Regions from separate parts of the Mus musculus genome. Here regions 1 and 2 are each linked to region 3. A link is a loop called in an ENCODE intact Hi-C map of the cell type or tissue named here. Cell type or tissue: left cerebral cortex. All regions are shown on one strand.

Region 1 (8,000 bases), 820 kb before region 3:
ATCCAGAGGGAACAAGACAGTAAGCAGTTTTCTTCCCCAGTTGAAGTTCCTGCCTTGAGTTCCTACCCTCCTTGCTGGATTATAACCTATCAGATGAAATAAGCCCCTTACTCCTCACTTTGTTTTCGGTAATGGTGTTTACCACAGCAACAGAAAACAAATTAGGACACATGGTAACACAGGTAGTGCTCACTCCTAGGATCAGCTGATGAGACCTGGAGGTAGATATGCATTCTACTTCGCAGCTTTAGCTCAGGTTAGAATAAATATCATGAGAGAACCCTCCCAACTATAGTTTTTCTGTGTAAGGTCTACCAGATGGAGATGAGATGAAGAGAAACACATGGCTATCTATAATGGTCTTGTTTAACAGACAAGATGGGTCTTAATCAACTCTAGAGGCTGGGGGATAACTGTCACCTTCAAAATCTTGGTCCAAGATAAATAATATGGATGGCACCCAGGGTTCAATGGCTCTGGTAAGCTAAAGAGCAGCCACACTCACAAAATGTTATGAAGAAAACAAGAAGTAGCATTTTAAGCTCTGATAGTCTAAACTAAATAGTAGATGGTGGAGCAGCTTGGGTAAACAGAGACTCCCCTCTGCTACACCCCTCCCTGACACCTGCCAACATGCTTGTTTCCTTTCCTCAACAAATGATGGGCATCCTACCCAGGAATTGTGAAAACTTCATATTCTCTTTTAAGGAAGAGGTTGATTTGCAGTTTTCTGTGGGAAAGTGTTCCTAATGATTAGAAAGTATGTCCTGGTTTTGTCACACTGGGTATTTGGGGGACATCAGCTTTTTTTTTTTTTTTGTCTTTCTCTTGGATGCAGGTAGTCATAACCCTAGCATAGTCAGGGTGAGGAGAAGGCCACTTCACCTCTGGCTTATAGTCAAGTTTGGAAACATAATGAAACAAATTCAATACACTAAGACAAAACCAATCTGCTTTCTAGAAATGCAAAATGTAACTGCAGACTGTCCTGGACTAGGTTACCGTTTCTCCAAACATTTTTCCTGTGTCTACTTGGGCTGTTGTTTCTTTACCTGTTTATGGTACTGACTGGGAAGTATAGATACCATAGGGTCTTATTTCAAGCAAGCAAAATCAAGAACCAACTAAAAGAAGTTAAAAGTACCACACATATGGCATAATCTCTCACTACACAAATGAAAGCAAATATGGTATCATCTAAAGTCAATTTTGTGACCACAAAAAAAAAAAAAACCAGGTAGGGGGAAAACAAAATATTAATGCCAAGGACAAAAGTAGAGACAGTAATTGACAGGGAGAAAGGCAGTCCTAAAATGGATATGCCACACTTAAACAAGTCATAGGTGGAATGTCCTTGTGTAAGTGTCTTATTTTGAAAAATCTCCCTTCCCAGTTGGTGAAATTTTGATGAGAAAGGACAGAGAAGGTATATACTAATAAAATTTTTGAGCCCCAAGAATGCAGACAACATCTCACAGGCTTTCCCCAAAGAAAATGAAATCTAACCAACCAGATACAAACCTAATTATTTTCAACTGACAAAAAATAAATGAATGAAAAAAAAAAGAGAAGACATTAGCAACAGAGTGTTCTCTACAAGAATGAGGAATGAGATCTGAGAATGGTGAAGAGAAAATAAATGAGGGAAAGTTCTTTAAAATGAAGAGACATAGCACAAAGGCAATAATCATTGACATAACCTAGGGCAAGATGACTAAGACAGAGGACACAATACATATCAGCTCTGTGGGGTAGAGGAGGGTCAGGAGAGCCTGGACAGGAGCAAGTTGGCATTCGAGTTTTTAACATAATAGAAATATGAATTACATCACAAACAATATGTACATATATACACATACACCTATCTATTTATTATTTTCTTCTCTATTCCCTACAGACTTAGGAATTGAGGACTCTAAATAATTGTGCCACATTTTTCTCTAACATGTGCTTTAGAGGGGTTTGGTGATGGAGACAGTGGTTCTTACTTTTTGATCAATGTATTTGTTGTCTTCAGCTGTGGGCTTCTTGGGGTTGTCACATGATGAGGAAGAGGTAGAGGGGAGGATTCTGAAGAGACAGCAGGTGTCCTGTTGCTGGCGGTCAATGAACTGCTTCATGAAGCTTTCCCTTTGTGAATGAAGCACACAGATCAGGGTTACTCAGGAAGTAGAATGGGAGGTGGCATTTCAGAGACAATGAAGCAGTGCAGAAGATCACAAAAATAAAGATGTGTCATACCAAGGGCGATGGTTGGATTTAATTATCAAATTATTTAACTTAGGGAAAAAGCTTCCTGAATCCTTGCAAACTCCTGTTTAAAGACATAATGTCCCTGAAATAGCTTAAAAGCAAGGGTTTCTAATAATTGATGGTGTGATTTGAATCCTACCGTGGTAATGAGATACTTTATTTTCTCCCTACTACTTGAAAGAATTAATTCATCTTTTCAAACTTCTATTCATCATAAAAGTCCTTGAGAGATAATTTTACATTTAAAGACTCAAAAGGAAAAGACTTCATCTGATCACCAAAATATGAAAAATTTAAATAACATTAATGCAAGTAAACAAAGAAAGCAACTTAAAATCAGAAAAAGAAATGCTGTCATGTGCAACTTGGCTACAATTTGGTCACCAATAGGCTGCATGCAAATGGTGGCCCCATAAGATTGCATTGTACACCCAGTAATGCAGTAAGCATCACCATCTGCATCAACATATCTGATGTTGATAAAACCATGAAAATGTCCAGAACTCTCTCCAGGCATTAAGTGACATGATCCTCTTTTTCTATTGGAGTTTCAAGTGTTTGGCATTGCACCTAATCTCAACCTTCCCTAATCCCTCACCAAGATGTTTAAAGATAAATAAGTGAATAAATTTTAAAAAAATGGAAAAGTCTATATGATTTCATGATTGTACCTGGAGCCTTTTGAGTTATCATTGGAAGACTTTCCTCCAATTATTAAAAGCAGGAAGTTCCAAGCACCTTAAGAATGCATTTGTTTAGCAGGAAGGCAAAGCTAGTGCAAACTGAATCAGTGTGGGTGTAAATGTTAAGGTTCTTTTAACCAGTGGGAGGCAGATTACACTGTGACCAGATGGCCATATAAGCCAATGCTGCTGTAACAAAGACACCTTCCAGAGCTGCCTGCCTGATGTATTTAGAGATAAAGTGCTCACATCGAAGTCTGTCCTCTTTCCCTCTGAGCAAAGTTCACCTTGTCTATGCCTAGGAGGTCTAATGACTGAAAAGTCCACCTTGTCTATACCTAGGAGGTCTCATGACCAAAAAGTCTTCAGATGGAGGCGGGGACACAAGCTTGTGTCTCACTTGCTTCTTCTCTGAAGGGATGACTCATGGAACTCAAAGGCTTTGTACCACAAAGGCAGGGAGAAGAACAGGAGATAACAATTTCAAACACAACCCCAAACCTACCCACGTGCCAGTCTGAAAGAAGGCTGAGGTTAACTTAGATGGTAAGCCACGTTGTGAAGAGATACAGTCAACGAAACAATCTGATACCTGATTTTAGGAACTGTAAAATCTGAAGGAAGTTTTGAGATTTTCACCATTTGCGGTCTGTTTGGAAATTTTTCGAAGATTCTCAAGCGCAAAGGGAGTTTTTCTTTGGTGTCCGCGTTCGCTTCACTTTGCTTTAGCTAAAGGGTGGGGTGGGGGAGAAGAAAATTGAATCCCATTGTAATGAACAATTTCAGACTTGGGAGAATAACATGTAATTACACATATCGCCGCTAGATGGAAGAAAAGACCCACCATGCACATCACCCAGCGGTCCCAGAGATTGTTCACTGAGTCCTAAAACTGAGTTCAGGGAAGGACAAAAGTTAAGAACAAACTAAACCAATTTAAAATAAAATTCAAAGGAAGGTTTTTGTTGTTGTTGTTGTTGTTGTACTCTCAATGACAAGTCTCCTTTCACCCCACACACAACATCTTTAGCTTTTACTTACAATTAAACATTTGGATTTATTTTATGCACAGGCAGACTTGCTTATCTCCTTAGCTAACTGAAGGGGATGTATTTACATCTGCACAAATTTGATTTCTTGTAAGCCAAGGTTTATCTGGGGCAGACGTGGAACTAAGAATCAATAACTGGCTTGAATCCAGTCCATGCTTTCTTATCTTCCTCCTTCCAATGCTGGCTTTTCCTGTGACTTCTCTTCACTCTTTACTGCCTCTTAAGACGAACCACTCTGTGTATTGCAGTGAATCTTTCTTCCCTGTTTCCTATCCCTCTCCAAACTATAACACTGGTCTTACTAACTCCAAACGGGTTAAGAGAGCATCAAAGCCTCTTGTGTAATGTGGGCTTTCTTTCTTTCTTTCTTTCTTTCCTTCCTTCCTTCCTTCCTTCCTTCCTTCCTTCCTTCCTTCCTTCCTTCCTTCCTTCCTTCTTTCTTTCTTTCCTTCCTTCCTTCCTTCCTTTCTTTTTTTTTTCCATTTTTTATTAGGTATTTAGCTCATTTACATTTCCAATGCTATACCAAAAGTCACCCATACCCACCCACCCCCACTCCCCTACCCACCCACTCCCCCTTTTTGGCCCTGGCGTTCCCCTGTACTGAGGCATATAAAGTTTGCGTGTCCAATAGGCCTCTCTTTCCAGTGATGGCCGACTAGGCCATCTTTTGATACATATGCAGCTTTCAAATTTCAAAGTTTAGATCAGGAAATTATCAGTCAGTAGAAGCCCAGAAAAATTTTGCTAATCAGAAGGGACGGGTGAGATGATGATGATGATGATGATGATGATGATGATGATGATGATGATGATGATGATGATGATAGTAAAGCTCTAGCATCCAAGGTCACAAAACAAAGAGCACAGAAATCTCCATGGCATGAGAGTAATCTGAAAAGTAACTCTGTACATCAATGAAAGCTTATGAAGAAGTAACTGACTTCTAATGGGCCACTGATACACAACTGGTGAAAATTTGCGAGTGGTAAGTAGGGGCCAGAAGGAAAGAAAAAGCTGCTGACTTATTAAGACCGACCAGAGAGCAAGGCAATCCGTGATAGCAGGCCAGAGACGGATGAGATTGATAGTGTAGGTAGGAGCTTGCTCAATTGCATTTACTGACTCATTTGTTTAGATATTTGTGCTGTCACTTCTAGAACCAATCCAGGGAGCCAGATCCCGTGCAAAATTCTGAGGCTATAAAAATCAAAGGGCGCCTGCCTTTCCCCCCGACCCAGCTCATATCACAACCCACTGGATAGTTGAATAGACAATTACCTAGAAAGATAATGTGACCAATTACCTAGAAAGATAAAGAAAGATAAAGAGATGTGACCAGAGTGCTTGGGAACCCAAGGCAAGAAATGAGAAAAAAATAAACCATGGTATTATTTCTCCCACACTGACAGACCTCCCAGGCTGCAGTGTGTGATTCTTGTCTCCACTTCTTGGGGGCGGGGTCTAAGCTATGTGGACTGAATTGTGTTTTCTGCTAGGGTGAGACACAGTGGTAAAGTGTATGTCAGTCAGAGCATCTCATCAAAATGAGAATCCTGAGATCTCCCTAAAACCATCTCCATCTGTTGACTCCTTTCATCCTCACCAGAACCTGACTGGACCTTCACAAGCCCTGTTAGGGTTCTCTACCTCCATGTTAGCTCCTTATCACCTATTCCTGCATTTTGTGGTTACAAAAATCTCAATCTTAAAACCTATCTGTTGTTACTCCAATACAAAAAAATAAAAATAAAATAAAGAGGTCAAAACCTTCCATTTGGACTCAAAGTCTCATTTCCTTTCTCTCCACCTGTCTAGCTTTAGTTATCTGGGTGTCCACATCACATCCTCTTGAGACCCCCACAAGCATAGCCCTTCATTCCTGCTGCATCCTGTTGCCCCATCTCTACTTCCTTAAACTTCATGAACTTCTACTTGTTCTTGGGATTTTAGGTTCTCGCATAGTTTTTCAGAGGATCTTTTTTTAGGAGCTCACATGATGTTGAGCTGGGACATAGAATGTGGCTGTTCATATGGATCGAGGCAGTGAGAAATCTTCAGTTTCTTGATGTTCAATCTAGTACATGTTTTAACAGTTTTCTAGGCTGCTGCAGCAGTTATCAAAAGACTGGTAGCTCTGTGAATCAGAAGCCATGAACCCCTCCAGCGTCAATGAATTAATTTCTGAATCAAGGCTTCCTGTGAGCGCTGAGGGCTCACTACATCTTGACTTCCTGTGATTCTCTGTAGTGTTGTGGCTCGTTCTTCCAACCTTATTTGAATGTCAAATGCCTTCTTCTCAGTGTTTGTTCTGAATCTCCCTCCATTTCTCCAATAAGGAATGTAAACATCAGATGATCCCTGACACACCTCATCCAGAATGATTAGCCGTTTATTTCTGCAAAAGCCCAATATTCCAGGAATGTCTTGTTCTGAAGCTCAGTAGGTTTGGGGGAAAATTGTTAAATGCACCATTCACATTATCATTGTAAGGAATTTTGTTTCACATAAGATATGTCAAGCACTTTCTCCAAGAGTATGAGGCCTGGGCGGCTGGGAAACTGGTGGGGTTTGTTTCTTCACATTCATCCTGTGTCCTGGGACAGTAGTTAACATGAAGTCAGAGGAAAAAAAAAACTGTTACCAAATAAATGACACTAAGTGGGTGATAGAGAGAGATTCCGTCACAGATTTTGTAGAAACAAAAGAAAGCCTGGTAGAGTGAACAGAAGTATAGACAGTATCTATGTGTTAATTGGGCAGCTAATTTTTTTTTTAGGTAGCATGTAAGAACTCTCCATTTGCAAAATGGAATGAAATTAGATTCTTGCAGCATTTAGCTGATCATGATGTTTGTCACTGAAAAGCTGATGAATGTTTGGACCATGTTTGTCAAGGGCATGATGGTAATATATCAAATTAAAGCTAACCAAGCCCTAGAATACAGTGATCAATACAGTAGACTAATACTATTTTGTAAAATCTCCTTGCTTTCACGTTTTTAAAATGGATCTTGTAGAATTCTAATTTGCATTAGGGTATATTAATATTCCCAAGAGCACTTAAGCTCCTTCAGGGCAGGATTCCACTTTTAAATTTCCTTTCATAGCACCTCCCAGAGAGTGAAAATAGAATATGGTCAGGAACAAATTGAAGCTCAGCAGGAGTTGGTCATTGAACCACAACACTACAAAGAGCAAAGCTCTTCTGAATAACTCAGAAGGTTCTCTGTGTTATTGAAAATCTTCCTTTTGAATGGTGAGAACCAGGGATGCTCAGATATACAGTTGGGTCAGGAGAGAACAGAGGGAGTGGCAGCTCGAAAAGAGGACATCGAGTTGCCTCCTATGAGCAGGAACAGCCCCTTTCCAGAAGTTCCATGAGTTCCTTCTTTTCCTATACACCTCCATGGGCCTGTTGTGGAAGGAGTGTGTATACCACAGCCATGCCTTCATCTCTATGGCAATGACATTTGTGCATCCAGACTACAGCCCACCCAAATGCCTATCAATAGAACAGAAAAACAAACTGTGGTCTATTTAGACACTTGAAATGCATGAGGTGCAGCCTAATAAAAATGTAGTCAGATTTTATACTGCAATATTGAGGGCAGGAAATCAGACATAACAAAAGAACATATATTGGAAGACAAGCTTGTAAGGTCCACAAATAGACAACATTAATCTATATTGCTAATTTCCAGTGAGATCAGTGTTCCAGGGGCAGGTTGAAAACAATGGTGAGACAGGTTTCTAACATGAAGTTGTCTTGGTATGTTTAGTTTGGGTGTATTATGTTTGTAAACATCAGCAAATGGTCTTACCCTATGTTTATTTCAGTCCACTTAAAAGTGGACAGTTGATACATTTAAACAAAGTCATATAACTCCTATTTTATCACCATTATAACTTTTATCATTCTGCCATCCCCAGAGCACAAGCCTGACCAAGACAAAAAACACAAGAAAAAGAAAAAAGGAACAAGATAGGAAATGGACCTGGTCATCTGGGGT
Region 2 (8,000 bases), 440 kb before region 3:
TTCCTCTTTCTCCACATCCTTGCCAGCATCTGCTGTCACCTGAATTTTTGATCTTAGCCATTCTGACTGGTGGAGTCACAGCACTTTTAATGATGACATTTAACAGAATTTTAACAGATACTGACATTTGGAACATCTTCAGTCCAGCAATGAATGTAACCATGAAGCTTATATACAACCAACCATCTCCTCATATAATCCAAAGATAACACATATGGTGGAATGATTAAGTTGTAAGTCATTTTGTCTCTATATATGTCATCACATGAAAACAGAGTGTTTGTTAAATTTTAGAAGAACTTTAAATCTCACCACACAATGTAATAACTAATAATGGGAAATAGTTCCAAGTTAAGGCATTAATTTCATGTGATTAAATTCACACTGGAAAAATGAATCCTATATTTATATAATATTATAAATATTATATAGGTGTATATGTGTAATGTGTGCTTTTATGTATCTTTCTTAGTTGTGGCAGAAAAAAACCAATTATTTCTACACTACTCATTAATACACTGTGCTTTGAGATCAGAACTATTTTTTTATATGTAAGATGTTTTCCAACATCACTTAACCTAGAAATATTATTAGCCGAAAATAATGACTACAGACATGAGTAATATATCCTTATTAAGAACTCATTACTGTAGGTCAATATGAGAACTTGATTTCACAGGGTCAATGGTTCTTCATTAATTTGAAGTATAATTATGAATGGCCATATTAAAAGATTTAGACTTACAAGAGAATTATAAAGGCAGAGGGATTCTAATTATACTCTGCCTGCTAATTTTGATTAAATAAAAACAATTTAAAGAGACTATCATTTCTACTTTTAAGATATATTGTTTTTTACAAATTATAAGAAACTTATAAGAAATGCTTGATATAATTTCATCGACATTATTACTTTAAAACCAGGAAATAATATCCTCAAATTTTGGCATGCACAAAAATGACTTGATAGGCTTATAGCATTCTTGTGCTCTATATGCATATTCTAAATAAGTTCCTGGAGCATCTATCTTATGTCTCAAATGGTTGCGCACCCACCTAACTCAGCAGCTTCTCCTTTACAGTTCATTACACTTCACCTCATTTTACAGTCTGGGAAGCTTTACTAAATTCCTGTTTGTTTTTACCCATTGATTCCCTTCCATACACTATCTGTGATATCATAATTATTTATTAAATATGTATTAAGTAAAACAATGCAAGAGCTTTGATGAAAGAAGTCTTACACAAAACAATTTTACCAGCACAAACAAAAGTATTTCCTGACACATAAGCGGGCAGAACACTAAGCCATCGACACACCCAGGTACAGGAACTACTCAACAATCTTTCCTCTCTGTTCTCATGTAATATATTCAGAATTCAAGTTTTTGAGAGACAACACAGATGTAGGAGTCTGTTTGATGCCCTGGAACAAAGATCTGTTTGAAGGCAGGTCCTCATATATGAGTAGCAATGTGTCCTAAAGAAGAGTAGAGAAGAGGTCCATTGGCCAAGAGCCTAAAATTTTTCTGTGCTCAAAACAAAGTATTTGACCCCTCCCTCATTTCCTGGGAGTGGCCTTTGTGCTCATTCACAGTTTAAGAACTAATCCCACCTGATTTTATAATGTGGTTATTTGAATTTCTGGAGTTCAGCTTGTTGAGCTCTTTGTATATATTGGATACTAGTCCCCTATCAGATTTAGGTTTGGTAAAAATCCTTTCCCAATCTGTTGGTGGCCTTTTTGTCTTATTGACAGTATCTTTTACCTTATAGAAGCTTTGCAATTTTATGAGGTCCCATTTGTAGATTCTTGACCTTACAGCACAAGCAATTGCTGTTCTGTTTAGGAATTTCCCCCCTGTGCCCATATCTTCGAGGCTTTTCCCCACTTTCTCCTCTATAAATTTCAGTGTCTGTGGTTTTATGTGGAGTTCTTTGATCCACTTAGATTTGACCTTAGTACAAGGAGATAGGAATGGATCAATTCGCATTCTTCTACATGATAACTGCCAGTTGTGCCAGCACCATTTGTTGAAAATGCTGTTACCCCCCCCCCCCCCACACACACACTGGATGGTTTTAGCTCCCTTGTCAAAGATCAAGTAACCATAGGTGTGTGGGTTCATTTCTGGGTCTTCAATTCTATTCCACTGATCTACCTCTCTGAACAAAGAATTCTCAACTGAGGAATACAGAAGGGCCGAGAAGCACCTGAAAAAATGTTCAACATCCTTAATCATCAGGGAAATGCAAATCAAAACAACCCTGAGATTCCACCTCACACCAGCCAGAACGGCTAGGATCAAAAATTCAGGTGACAGCAGATGCTGGCGAGGATGTGGAGAAAGAGGAACACTCCTCCTTTGCTGGTGGGACTGCAAGCTTGTACAACCACTCTGGAAATCAGTCTGGCAGTTCCTCAGAAAATTGGACACAGTACTACCGGAATCCAGCAATTCCTCTTCTGCACATATACCCAGAAGATGTTCCAACTGGTAAGAAGGACACATGCTCCACTATGTTCATAGCAACCTTATTTATAATAGCCAGAAGCTGGAAAGAACCCAGGTGTCCCTCAACAGAGGAATGGATACAGAAAATGTGGTACATCTACACAATGGAGTACTACTCAGCTATTAAAAATAATGAATTCATGAAATTCTTAGGCAATTCTGGACAATATCATCCTGAGTGAGGTAACCTAATCTCAAAAGAAGTCACTTGCTATGATAAGTGGATATTAGCTCAGAAACTTAGAATATCCAAGATACAATTTACAAAACACAAGAAAATCAAGAAGAAGGAAGACCAACCCATGGATACTTCATTCCTCCCTAGAATAGGAGACAAAAGACTCTTGGAAGGAGTTACAGAGACAAAGTTTGGAGCTAAGACGAAAGGATGGACCATTCAGAGATTCCCCCACTTGGGGGCCCATCCCATAATCAGCCACCAAAGGCAGATACTATTGCAGATGCCAGCAAGATTATGCTGAAAGGATCCTGATATAGCTCTCTCTTGTGGGTGGGTTGGGGAGCATGGCCGGGGGAGGGTATAGGGAACTTTGGGGATAGCATTTGAAATGTAAATGAAGAAAATTCTAGCAAAAATGTGCTGTGACTCAATAACCCATGCCATATAAATATCTCCCATGGAGAATAATCACTTCTGAAAGTGCAGGAAGCTTCCCAGGTCAGCAAGGTGTTCCTTAAGGAAGCACATTTAATTATTATATTTTTATTTTTAAAAATCATTTTAAGAGTTAATTTGTTTTCTAAGGACTTTTGTCTTCTTTTCATGTTGCTTTGTGTCATGGATTACATTATCTTTTAAATTATTATCTATTTTATTTTATTTTTTGTATATTAATCAAACAAATAATGGATTTATTATGATGTTGTCACACATGTATATAATGTAGTTTGATTATATTTGCCCATGTTCCCCTCATTTGAGAGATATTAACAATATTCAAAACTTATGATGGAGCACAGATTTAATCCTAGCACTTGGGTGTTGGAGCAGAGGCAGAGGCAGAGGCAGAGGCAGAGGCAGAGGCAGAGGCAGGCAGATCTCTGTGAGTTCCAGGCTGGACAGGACACCTCAGTGAACCTCTGTCAAAAAAAAATATATATATGATGCAAATAAAAACAATTGCATTGATTAGTAGCTAACACTACAATTACTGTGAAAGTTCCACTTTTATCTCCTTGCTCTTGTTAAAACCTACCCATGCCATTTAATATGTAAATTTTAACTCTCTTGCTATCTTTTAACATCTTATTTTATATATGAATTTAGATTATTTTGTTCCTAACCGAACCATTGAGTAAATTTCCTGAGAAATGGAAGAATGAGGTATGATATATAAATATCAAATACATAAGTAAGTATATATATATCACTCTCTGCTCCACGGACATCCATTCTTTTCACCTCCTGGGCTACGAGGTCCTCAGGTTAGGGAAATTTGGTCTATACTAAACACAGGGCTCCTAATGGAGGAGCTAGAGAATGTACCTAAGGAGGTGAAGGGGTCTGCAACACTATAGGTGGAACAACAATATGAAATGATCAGTACCTCCAGAACTCGTGTCTCTAGCTGCATATGTAGCAGAAGATGGCCTAGTCGGCCATCAATGGAAAGAGAGGCCCCTTGGTATTGCAAACTTTATATGCTCCAGTACAGAGGAACGCCAGGGCCAAGAAGTGAGGTGGGTGGGTAGGGGAGCAGAGCAGGGGAGGGTATAGGGGACTTTTGGGATAGTATTTGAAATGTAAATGAAGAAAATACCTAATAAAAATTGGAAAAAGAAAAAAAAGCACTTTAATATTGACCACCAGAGGGCTCTCATAACCCTTCCATCTATGAATCAAACTACAAGTACTGCTAATAGAAAGTTCACCATAGAATAAGAAGTATTGTAATTAGTACTAGAGCTTATTTGGGCTGGGGGGGGTGTTATTTCCTAAAACCATTCTGCCCTTATGCAAAAATGCTTTTAGCATGCAAACTTAGAACAAAGTAATTAAATTATGTGGTTGAATTTTATCTTAGTTTTTGCAAGCTCTATAGTTACTATACTTAATGATTGCTTACTCCCTACTTTAACTACTTATGTACATAAACGTGAGACTGCATCTACATTCTAGTGTATAAGTGAATGGCATGAAATAGAACTGATTATGGTTAGAGTAATGTAGTTGTATTTATTTTTCAATCAGCGTAAAGTGTAGGGGGAATCTGTCTGTCATTATTGATGCTTGATGCTTTCCCAATTCAAAGCCTATTTGGGAGCAAGGAGGTATGGCTCAGAACATCATAGAATAGCTCACGCCTTTAATCCCAGCACTTGGGTGGCAAAGGCAGGCGGATTTCTGAGTTCAAGGCCAGCCTGGTCTACAAAGTGAGTTCCAGGACAGCCAGGGCTATACAGAGAAACCCTGTCTCTAAAAAACCAAAAAAAAAAAAAAAACCAAAAAAAGAGTGTCAAGCGTTCTTGTGTGGGCACATTGGTCATCACAAGAGGTGTGATGCCACAAACTAATAACTACACAGGGATCAACAGTGATTTTGTTTCTGTGGATCTTCTCACTGTTTCTGCACTGCTAAGTTAATGCAGTCTCAGTTACAAGGAAAACTCTAGAAGCAGAAACTGCACCTGCCATTTGTCTTTTGAATGGATACATTCTGACTAACCTTGGCAACCCAGAAACCTGTAGTGGGATCCTAGATTAGGCATCACAACAAGGGGAAAAAATGCATTTTTTCAGATCAAACTTTGAAAACAAGATTTTTTTTTTTTTAGGAACATTTAAAATCCACGTGAATCTACTCAAGTGAGTGATCAGATTGACTCTGAGATGTGCTGTAAGCCGTATTCAGTTACCACTGCAATTAATTGAAGATAGCTGCTCTGCCTTTTCAAATTGCCTTCCCCCACTAAAATACATTATTATTTCTGCACTTAAATGTTCATCAAGAAGAGTAACAACATGGAGGTCCCTTTAATTATACACCCACACCAAGATGTTGCCTTCTTGACTGTAAGATTGAAATATTGTATTATTGGAGAAAATAAAACAATCTGTTCTCCTTTTTATCCGTTATGTTCTTCTAGTCTGAGAATTATTGATTGTGCTTTTCTTTAGAGAAAGAAAATGCCATTAGAGCAGATCCCATGCATCTCGTGTTCATGGAAATAATTTTGAAGCACTATTTGAATTCTGTTTTAAATTGGGTTTTCATATGGTGTTTTCCTGCAGGCTTCCTCCATTTCAAATCCTCTTCTAGCCCAGTGTTGCTTTCTGTTCATGAGACAGTAGTGATTGAGAAGCACTCCAGTCCTTTGTTTTAATTTGCCATATTTGATGGAAACATGGATTTAAAAATCATCATACTGCGCAGTTGTGTTTTGTACTCAGATAGCATTTGTTCATCCATAGACACCTGGGAACAGACCTAGTCACCTGTCCCTGTGATTCACTGGGATTTTTATGTGAAAAAAGGAAATAAAAAACATTTCACTTATCCTCAAAGGAAATAAAAAACATTTCACTTATCAACTAAGTACTTTTAAAGACAATGCCTCATGTTGAGTTAAAAACATGCACAGCAGCATAAATGATTAAAAAACAATAATACTGCTAGTAATATGATATATACTACATCACAAGTTGCCTTTTATTTTTATGCTTCTTATCTGGGGATGAAGTTATAGCTAATTTTATAGAATACCAGAGTTGGGTTCCCAGAGTAAACATGCATACTCATAACCCTTTGTAACTACAGATCTGACACCTTTTTCTGGCCTCTGTGCATACACACAGACACACACACACATAATTAAAAAAAATAAATTAAAAAAAAGACGTTTTTAAGATCAAACTGGTTTTAGAGTAGGTAGATTTCATTTGGAGAAATATTCGGTGATTTTCATACTATTTTAAAGCTTATATAACCTAGGATTAACACTCTAAAATATTTTCATTGATATTTCCTAACTATTTCATGCTGAGTGACATATGATCTCAAGGTTTCTGGGTCAACTTTGAAATTCAGGATGTTTAGACATTGTTCCAATTGTATGTGTTTGCCATTTAGAGAGGAGATGTGCTACTACCCACATTATGTGAAATTGAATTGGCAGAAAATGTGCTTTGGCTCAAAATAATCTCTTAAGGTTTATTTGCAAAGGCTTCCATGGCCAATATTCTTTCAGCAGAGGTTATATTGTGCTTCCTTGGTCACCTAGGAGAAATGTGATTTTTCTTCTCACTCATTCGGGGTGTGAGAAGACTACTTTAGAATTTAGCAACCTACACTTGCCCCTTTCTTGCCCTGGCAATACTGGGTAATTATGAAGCAATTAAAAGTCCAAAAACTGAAAGTCCCAGTGCAAAGAAACAGTAGTAGAGAGAGGGTATGTATCCAATAAGCACATGTTCCTAGAGCCATTCAGGATAGTTAGAAATCTTCCCTTGTGGATGCAAGTCATTTCCTCTCTCTCTCTGTCTCTCTGTCTCTCTGTCTCTCTCTGTCTCTCTCTGTCTCTCTCTGTCTCTCTCTCTGTGTGTGTGTGTGTGCATGCACGTGCAATGATACACACACACACACACACAAACACACACACACACATGACACTCATCTGCTTGTGATCTTTAAGTCTAAGAGAAATGGCTGCATCCCAAGCTAATTAAATATGAATGGCTGGTTTCAACCAGTCATCACTAGTTTTTTTTTTAGGCTTACCAAGTGACTAAGCTTAAAGAGTGAACCAAGATCAAGAGTTGTCATAAGAACGAACATTTAAAAATGACACTCTAATCCTACATTTGGCATTTGACATTAGTAATGTATGAATGTCTATCTGTGTGCAAGGTATTATGTGTTTGTACAGAATGGTTACTAGTTAGTTATATGCTCTAATATTGAAAGGATTACTTTCCCTGATATTACAAGTTTCAAGAAATTGTAGAGTCTAATATTTTGGGTTCAGGCAGAGACTGGAGAAGGCTCTTTCTCGGGTCCCTGTGTTTTATGTCAGCCAAGCTTGCTAATCAACACATGGGTTCAATGCTGGGGCACTTCATATAGCTCTGCCCCTCTGCTGACCTGACCTGAAATGATCTTTACCCTGAACATTGTCCTGTCTTTCATTTTTTCTACTCTTGGGAAATATGTGGATACATAGTTGCTGTTCTGAGATATTAGTGTGACTTTAGCATTTAGGAACAGATCTTTGACAGAGGATGTAGATCTGCAAAATTGATGTTTGGTCTTGTTTGTTGAAAACTCTTCACATTCACTTTGCATTTATTTTTTTATTTTTTATTTTTTTACCTTTTTCAATATTTTAAAATTTTTTTAATTAGGTATTTTCTTCATTTACATTTCCAATGCTATCCCAAAAGTCCCCTATACCCCCCCCCCACTCCTCTACCCACCCACTCCCACTTCTTGGCCCTGGCGTTCAAGTCATGCCTTTGGTCTTGAA
Region 3 (8,000 bases):
TGGTTGCAGCATCAACCTGTAGGTCCTATGTTTTTGTCTGTGTTGATCACTTCTTGAGAGGCTAGTTTTCTTTTACACTGTGCTCTGTAAGAGGGAAGGCTCTTCTCATTTCTTAGGAGATGGAGCTTTTTCACTACCACTTGAGGACAGCTGTTTTGTCTCTACAGATACACATGCATTTTCTGCATTTTAGAACACAGATTAACTTGAAAACATGATTTAAGAAGTACATTTTTCATTTCTAAAATTTTAGGCTACCCTGCAATTTATTTTAGGCAAGATGTGTTGTTAGCGAACCTGTACCTACTGCCTAAACACAAACAGTGCATACTTCAATGGCTCCAGTGATCCCAGGTAAAAGTGCAAATAAAATATTAACTTGCAAGAGACAATTACACAGGCCTCAGAGAGTTTTTGAAAGGCTACTATTCTACAAACAGACATGCTCTTTCTTGTTATGCTGCATGTTATTTTAACATGTAATAGCAGAAGTGTAATGCTTTTAGGATAAGATCATTACCTTCATCTTCTGTTTTAAATTTTCTGCAAAGACTTCAAATAATAAAACAATTTGCCAACTGTCTCCTGTGTTCCTCTTTCTTTATATAAAGTTAGCATATACTTTAAATGTGCTCCATGTATTACGCAGGTATTAAAATGAGGTAACTGGTATCCTTGATATCTACAGGCCCATTTCCAGAGAACAAATTACATTTATGCAGTTGTTAAGGGAAAGTAGAAAAACATGGAGAATTGAAAGGAATTTTTATTTTAGTATGATTTAGTGAGAACATTGAGGCTGAGGGACAGTTCTTTAGTGTGGATCTGTTGCCATCCAATTCCCCCCCCCACCCCCCCAGCTAAATGGCAGAGATGAGCACCCTCCAGGGCCCAGAAACTCTATCAAGATTTGAAAGCTGAAGAAAATGAACTTTTCTTCTTAAACACAATAGACTAAAGATGTGTGCTAAATAATTTTTATCAGGTATACACAACAAAAGAAATTACAAAATGCCACTGAGGGCTACTTTTATATGATGCAGTTAGTGAAGACTTCTCAGAAGGCATCTTTTCCTAGCTTTCAGAAATAAGATTAATTCTTGTATCCGAATATAGAAGTGAAGAGAACATTCCAGGCACAGAGCAAAGCATGCACCCATGCAAACACAGACACACACACACACACACACACACACACACACACACACACACACTGATTCATACGCAAATACACACACACACACACGTGAACATACATACATGCAAGAAACACATTCATATGGCTAATTTGCAGGATGCTAACTTTTGATTAAAGTCAGAGGAAGTGAGAAGGCAGAAGTAGAGGAATCTGGGAAGGTGGAATCATCATAGCACCTATCATGCTACAGCCATCCTGCAGAAGGCTCAGGGGCAAATCAGAGCATATAATGAGGTTTTGGGTGGTGGGGTTTTAGTTTAACCCACTTGACAATACAGAAATTGCTATCTAATAGAGTGTTAGTTTTTTGCTTTTTGTTCCTTTGAGAGATTTCACACATTTAGTGCTGGCCTTGAACTCTTGATCTTCCTTGCCCCCACCTACCAAGTTTTGTTATTACATGTATGTATTAATATAGCCAGCTAAAATTTTTTAAAGAGGGAAAAATCAATTCCCCGAGATTAAGAAATATTTATTCCCTTTCTCCAAGACACAAAATTTAGATCTATTGTTTTGTCTTGTTTTAAAGAGTCAATGCATATTATACTTGAAGGTGTGCTTCAAGAGTTGCTATACCTCTATTTTTGTTTGTTTGTTTTTTCTCTGTGTGAACTAAGATTTTTCCTGCCAGCAGGTTTTTGCACGTATACTCCATTTTTTTTAACCATCTCTTGTGCCGTTACACCCTCACCAACAGGCAGTCCTCAATGTGGGCATCATCCTCCCTCATCTTCACTAAACTCATTCCTCAGCTAATCTTTTCCCTAGTTCTCCAGTCTCCTCCTCTTCGCTACAGGTCTGTAGAACTCTGGACATATTTCTCATCCATTTGTTCTCCTTCTATGCAACAACTCTGTAGCCTGTGTATGTGAGCTCCATGGGGGAAGAGACTCTCTTAGTTATTAACCTAGTTGTCTATAAGATCTGTAGCAAGGCTAATCACGCTATAAACTTTCAATACTCTTTTGTCAGGTTATTGATTTTCAAGTATTAAGAATATATGAAACTATCATACTTAAAAGGTTATGTCTACCTATTGGCAAATTAGATTTTAAAAGCTTTTTATGTGATGAAAAAGGAACAAAAGAAAATATTGTGTATAAATTTTTTCTTACACTCTCTCAGCAAAAACAAGGTGACAACATGGTACCAAACGTAATTTTCTTACAGACCATCGAGGAGTGTGTGTGTGTATGCTCAGACTTAAGAATATTAAAGAAAGTGTAAACATTAAAAATAGAAAAATTGACTATTAGAGAGCCCAGACATCTTTCTAGACTTGGAAAAAATTATCTTGAAATTTATCACAGGTCAAGTAACCCCTCCCTCATCACCCAATATAGCACAAAAGATCCACTGTGTTTATAAAATAATCTAATTGTTGCACATTTTAAGAATGTACATTGTAACCTTTAACACTGTTCAGCTGTGTTTGTACTAAGATAATCTTATTCAGGAGAGAATATATCCATTGCAGTTTAACTAGATGGCAAGTTCAACTCACTGCTGTGAATGCTGTGTTCCAATGAATAATCTATCTGATAAAGTAGGAAGCAGACACTATGGTAGTGACGGATACTGGTATGGACAGTAACCAGAACACTGACCTTAAAGATTTCCTGTATAAGGTTCCTGTATAAAGTGCAAACGACAAGTTAATTATTCTTCATAATTGTCACTGCTCTGAAATCTCCTTACCCCTTTGCCTTTATAAGGAAGTTTCTCCTGTTACAGATACACAATTGCATTTCCATTAAAATGTGCATGAGAGCATTTCTTACTTGTGTTCTTTTGAGCTTGATGGCAACAAACAGGAAGTTAGTTAAAATTCATCATTACCACAATTAGCTATCGACCCTTTTCATATTTAGCATTATTTTTAAAAAGGCATCAAAACTTTTTGTCATAGATAGGAAAAGATTTGGACACATACAAATGCACACAGAAACCCAAGCTTTTCAAGAGTGTCTCTTCCTTGTCTTTAAAGGAGCAGGACACTGAAAGCAAACACAGCTGGGCTGGGAGAATGCATTGTGCTGGGCAAACACAGATAACCATTAATGTAAATATGTTGTTTCCTGCCCACCTGGTTAGATATAGCAAGCATCCCTGTATTGTCCTCCTAATGCCCCAGTCCCACATGCCCTAAAACAGCTGCCCTTTCTAACTGGGTGTGGAGAGGGGGGCATCTGGCTAGGCTCTGTCTCCTGAGTAAATACTGACATTTTACAGGCAGCAGAAGGTCATCAGGGGCACTAACTCTTTCTGAAAATATCATAGTAATATCACACATAGTAAGGGCTCTATGCTGGTCATGTCTGTGTAGTAACTGTTCATGCTCCATATAATTTGCTAGTTTATCATTTAAAAACAGACAAAACAGGAATACATTCTTCCCTAACAGGCCCAGTCAGATTCATTCCGAGGGTAACTCTGTATTCACCCAAGATTTGACTACAGGACATAGAGGCCAGTGAGCAGGAGGGATCAGAGCCCTTTGATAACCAGCTTTCCATTAACTCTCCACTGAGCTAACCCCTTAATTCATGCTCTCCCAGCTGCTCATTTCTTTTACAATAGTCCCAGCAGAGGGTTCCTTTCATCAAGAGATATGAACCATGGGGTTTGCAAGAGACTAAAGCTACCAGGTGAGGCGGGGCACACAAGATTCCTGACATCTCCTATCTTACTAGGGGGACAACATGCATGACCCGAGGCACTGCGGAAGGCAGACCCTCATCCTGCATTCTAGAGCGAATACTGTTCTCTGGGGAGCCCTAACGTCTGGAAGAAGAGTGCAAACCGATTTTCTGGAGCTCCTCTCGCAGGAGAATCAGAAAGCAAGAGCCTGCTAGGAGCTAGCCAATTTGAGGGCTCTGGGCGGGCTGAGTTCCCAGTGGCTGGCTACAGGTTGCCTGGGAGCAGATTCACAGCTACACCGGGAAGGCGCTCTGGCGCGCTGGAGGAAGATCAGAAGGTTGGAGATGGGTGGACAGAAACACGAGGAATGAAGCAGCAAGGGAAGCCCGAAGCGGTTCTATTCAGGTAGTGAAATGCCAGCCATCCCATCCGAGGCGTACCTCCCCACTGTGACCCACACAGACCTTGGCGCCGCAACCTGCGCTTCTTGAGGCCGAAGATGCGCACTTTAGAGAAGATATCCACCAGGTTGCCATTGCAAAGCCCGCGGTTCTTGCTGGGGCTGCTCCGCCTCCTGCTGGCAGAGGGCCGGTCCCAGTGCTGCTCCCGCGCCTGCCGTTTCTGACGGATCAAGCCGCTGGCGATGGCCGCGGCCATGGTGGCCCAGGGAATGGGTCCCGGTGAGGGAGGGACAGAAGCAAGGGGAGCTGGGGCACTGGAGAGGAAAGGGGCGGCGCAGACAGCTGCTCGCCCTAAGGAAAGCAGAGGGAGGGGCGGTCTGGAGGGGCTGGGGACAGAGGTGAGGGTGGTCAGTCCCTACTAGGACCCATCGCCCAGTCTACTGAGCTTGGACCAGGCAAGCAGATGCTCTCGGGACACAGCAGAGCCAGCACAGGGAACTGGAGGTCGCAGCTGCTTCTGAGTCCAGAGGGCTGTGGCTGACGGTCACCTCGTATCGCTGGAGCCCTCTCAGGGTCGCCACCACCACCAGCTCAGCTTTCTTGTCCTGTCCGCCTCCCGTGTGAAAGGTTGGCAGATCTGTGGGCTTCCTTCCTGGGCACAGGATGGAGGGGCGGAGGACAGGTCGCGACAGTGTATCAGCGCATTTGTGGGTCCCTGGCCGCGATGGGCAGGTCTCAGTGCCCTGCTCAAGCTGCCCTCAGGCAGGTGCGGCCACAGCGGTCCGCTCTTGGCTTCTGCCTGTGATTGTCAAGTGCTTTGGAAATCAGCATCTGGAGAGAGCAATCTTCTCCCCTGAGCTCTGTAATCAAAGCGCTCCATTCCCACCCCACTATCCCCTCCCAACTATGTGGTCCCCATCCGATGTGTCTACACACACACACACACACACACACACACACACACACACACACACAAAGTATATGCAGTGATGTTTTAAAATACTAATAAAAAGAGAAAGGTAAAATGAATTGCATGGGGTGGGATGCCAAGATGCTAGACTAAGGAGGTAGAATTGAAGGAATATACATCCACTTTGGCTCAAATGAAACTCGCATGTTTCCGAGGCTGGCACAGCTTAAGGTTCTAGAGTCCACAGAAAACTCTCAGCAGCAGCTGAGGGGTGAGATGGTTTCTGCTCTCTAATTAATCTCTCTAGCACCAAAGCATCCCCACACCACAGAGGAGGAGGGAGGAGAGTTAGTCCTGGGGAGGGAGGTGCCTTCACTTATCACCTAGTCACCCAAACTTGTTGGACTCTCTTCTGCTGCCAAGAAGGGTAGGTTTATCATTTTGAACCATCAATACTTAGCAAAAAGAAGAACCAGGGGAAAGAACATAGATAATTTGTTCTAATATAGAGTGGAGGAAAGAGCTTTCAGTTCTATTTCCCAAAGGGTGGAAGAGAAGCAGCCAGGGGCTACACAGGTTCTACCAAGAGAGCTGGATTAGGATAAGAGCCTGGGAGAATACTGAGGAAGCCTTAGCACAAAGATTAGCACAGTGTGGAGAAAGGGTGTCTGTCGTAGCACTCAGCGATAGCAAAAAACAGTCAAACTAAGGGCATGTCATCATGAACTCTGCTTTTCTTTGGTTTGCCTAGATGGAAAAGCACCACCAGAGACCAAAGCCACTTGAGCTGGATCTGAAATTCAAAGATAATACTTTATATCTCGTCCCTTCAGTGTTTTGCCTATGATCTAACAGTGTTCTTTCTCAGGAAAGGGAACACAGCTGGGAAAAGGAAGACTGAGGAAAAGCTCTTCATGCTTTAGTGGTTGTAGTTGATCCAAGCACTAGATGCACCACCACCACCATCCTGCCCAATTTTGTCTATCATCCCAGGAAGACAAGGAGAAAGAAAGGCAAAAGCTAAACTTCTCACCATCCAATATGGACACAGACATAGCATGCTTTGGCAATCATTGGCAGGGTTTTAGAAATATTTTCCCAGTACTAGATGAGAACTGGAAAGTGGGATAAGGAAGACAGGAAGTCTCTGAAGCAGTGTTGAACAAAAATGTACTATTTCCTTTGTTTTGGATAATAGTTAAAAAGTACTACAAAGATACGACTAGGCAAATAAGGGAAGTGTAGCCTACGATGTATTCCAGGGAAGCTGAACTTCTTCACCCAACAACTGATCCATATCTTCCCCTTGTAAGGAGTTCTTTTTCTTTCACTGCTCTTCCTTTAGATCTCCTTTCTTACTAGAGATGTGGAGAACATCTGCTGAAATGGTAGTGTGTGAATTTGGATCCAGGGCAGGTATTATTAGGTTTAGGGTAATATCGTTTTTGATATTAAGAGGTATGCCCTGTAAGATTATTCCCATCACTTGGCTGTTACATCTACAAACACCACAATTACTAAGAGGAATATTTTAGAGTTACCTTGTCTAAAATGTGTACTGCTTTGTCACCCATGAGTTTAAAGAGAAAACTGAGAAAAGGGGAACACCAATGTATTTTGAGTGTGTGTTTGTGAAGCAGTGTCGTGGTTCACAGAGAAGATTGTTTACAGAGAGATGAGCAACCCTAATAAAACATGGATAAAAGTATGACTGTTCTTTTGCTAAATCACAGGGGTAAAGAACCCTAATAAGCCAGACAGTGCACGCCTTTAATCCCAGCACTTGGAAGGCAGAGGCAGGAGGATTTCTGAATTCGAGGCCAGCCTGGTCTTCAGAGTGAGTTCCAGGACAGCCATGGGTACACAGAGAAACCCTGTCTCAAAACAATCAATCAATCAATCAATCAATCAATCAATCAAACAAACAAACAAACAAACAACCCTTAATAAGAGTCATTACTGCAAAGAATCCATTTGGATATTTGAAAAGTTCTAGTTTGGAATTTCTAAATGACTACATGATTAAAACAAACAGATTTACCTAAAGGTTTCGTAGTGGTTTTTTTTTTTTTTTTTTCTGGAGAATGAGATGAGATGCAAAGTGTAAAATGACCTTTTAAATTGAGTACAACTCCAGCAGCCAAGACATCATGCTATTAACTCGAATCGGATTGAGCTCCTTGTCATCACAGCTGTGTTCACTGGTTTGTTTGTTTGCCTGTTTGTTTCGTATTTCAGTCATATTTCCCAATCTTTGACTATAGGTAAGTCAGACTTTGGGCTTCATATGTCACCCCCTCTCCATTATTTATTGCACCTCAAGTTCCCGCTTGTTTGAGGTTCAGCACCGCGGACAGTGACGCTGGCCAGCCACACTTCATTGAAGAAGCCAGAATAGAGAAGCGCTGTCTGGCTATCTTGTAAAGGTCTCCTAGACTATATCTTCCCGTAAAGGCAATGTTTTGCCCCCTCTTTTTCTTAAATGGAAAGGAAATTAACCATCACTACTTCCACTGACTGTAATAACACACCTCGAGGCAGAAGCTTTCAACTGTTGGATACCAGAGAAGCATCCTGCCTGCTCGATCTTTCTATTAGGATCCCTGATGAAGTGTGTAGAAAGTCTCTCTGACAGTGAAATTTCTCAAATCTCCAGAGGCCCATTCTATTCGATGTGGCTTCGTATTTCAGGAGAATCTGAAGAAGGGAGTTGTATTAGGCAATCGGGGTCTTTTAGCTTAATCCTCGCATTTTCCTATTCCCTCTTCCAAAGGCTACTAGGCTGTTTACAGATAGAGATAAGTGAAAGAAAACGCAAGAGAGCCATCTGCTGTCTTAAGCTGTGATAAAA

What was found. A loop is a pair of places that touch in the nucleus more often than their neighbours do. Peaks named below come from ENCODE experiments on the same cell type or tissue, not always from the same donor. Only the 100,000 strongest peaks of a DNase experiment are listed, where the experiment ranks them.
Region 1: it touches region 3 in a loop (8-fold over the local background); 6 of 42 quality-filtered maps call a loop at or near these places.
Region 2: it touches region 3 in a loop (8-fold over the local background); 6 of 42 quality-filtered maps call a loop at or near these places.

The regions. Positions count from the first base shown.
Region 1 is chr14:123,367,950-123,375,949 of GRCm38, forward strand. Nalcn (sodium leak channel, non-selective) reads right to left here. Exons shown (of 44, transcript NM_177393.4): 16 at 3,529-3,665; 17 at 1,989-2,130. Among named protein-coding and RNA genes, the nearest start is that of AA536875, 200 kb to the left of the region's middle. In left cerebral cortex, a CTCF peak has its summit at 3,765 (motif pointing right); DNase peaks (open chromatin) are centred at 3,191, 3,399, 3,788 and 6,043.
Region 2 is chr14:123,746,867-123,754,866 of GRCm38, forward strand. The region is part of intron 2 of Itgbl1 (integrin, beta-like 1); the gene reads left to right. Among named protein-coding and RNA genes, the nearest start is that of Itgbl1, 91 kb to the left of the region's middle. In left cerebral cortex, a CTCF peak has its summit at 4,349 (motif pointing right); no DNase peak of the experiment used is centred here.
Region 3 is chr14:124,188,027-124,196,026 of GRCm38, forward strand. The region is part of intron 1 of Fgf14 (fibroblast growth factor 14); the gene reads right to left. Among named protein-coding and RNA genes, the nearest start is that of 1700024B18Rik, 200 kb to the left of the region's middle. In left cerebral cortex, CTCF peaks have their summits at 4,408 (motif pointing left) and 7,979 (motif pointing left); DNase peaks (open chromatin) are centred at 4,168, 4,367, 4,916 and 7,980; H3K4me3 peaks cover 1,730 bases; H3K27ac peaks cover 1,144 bases.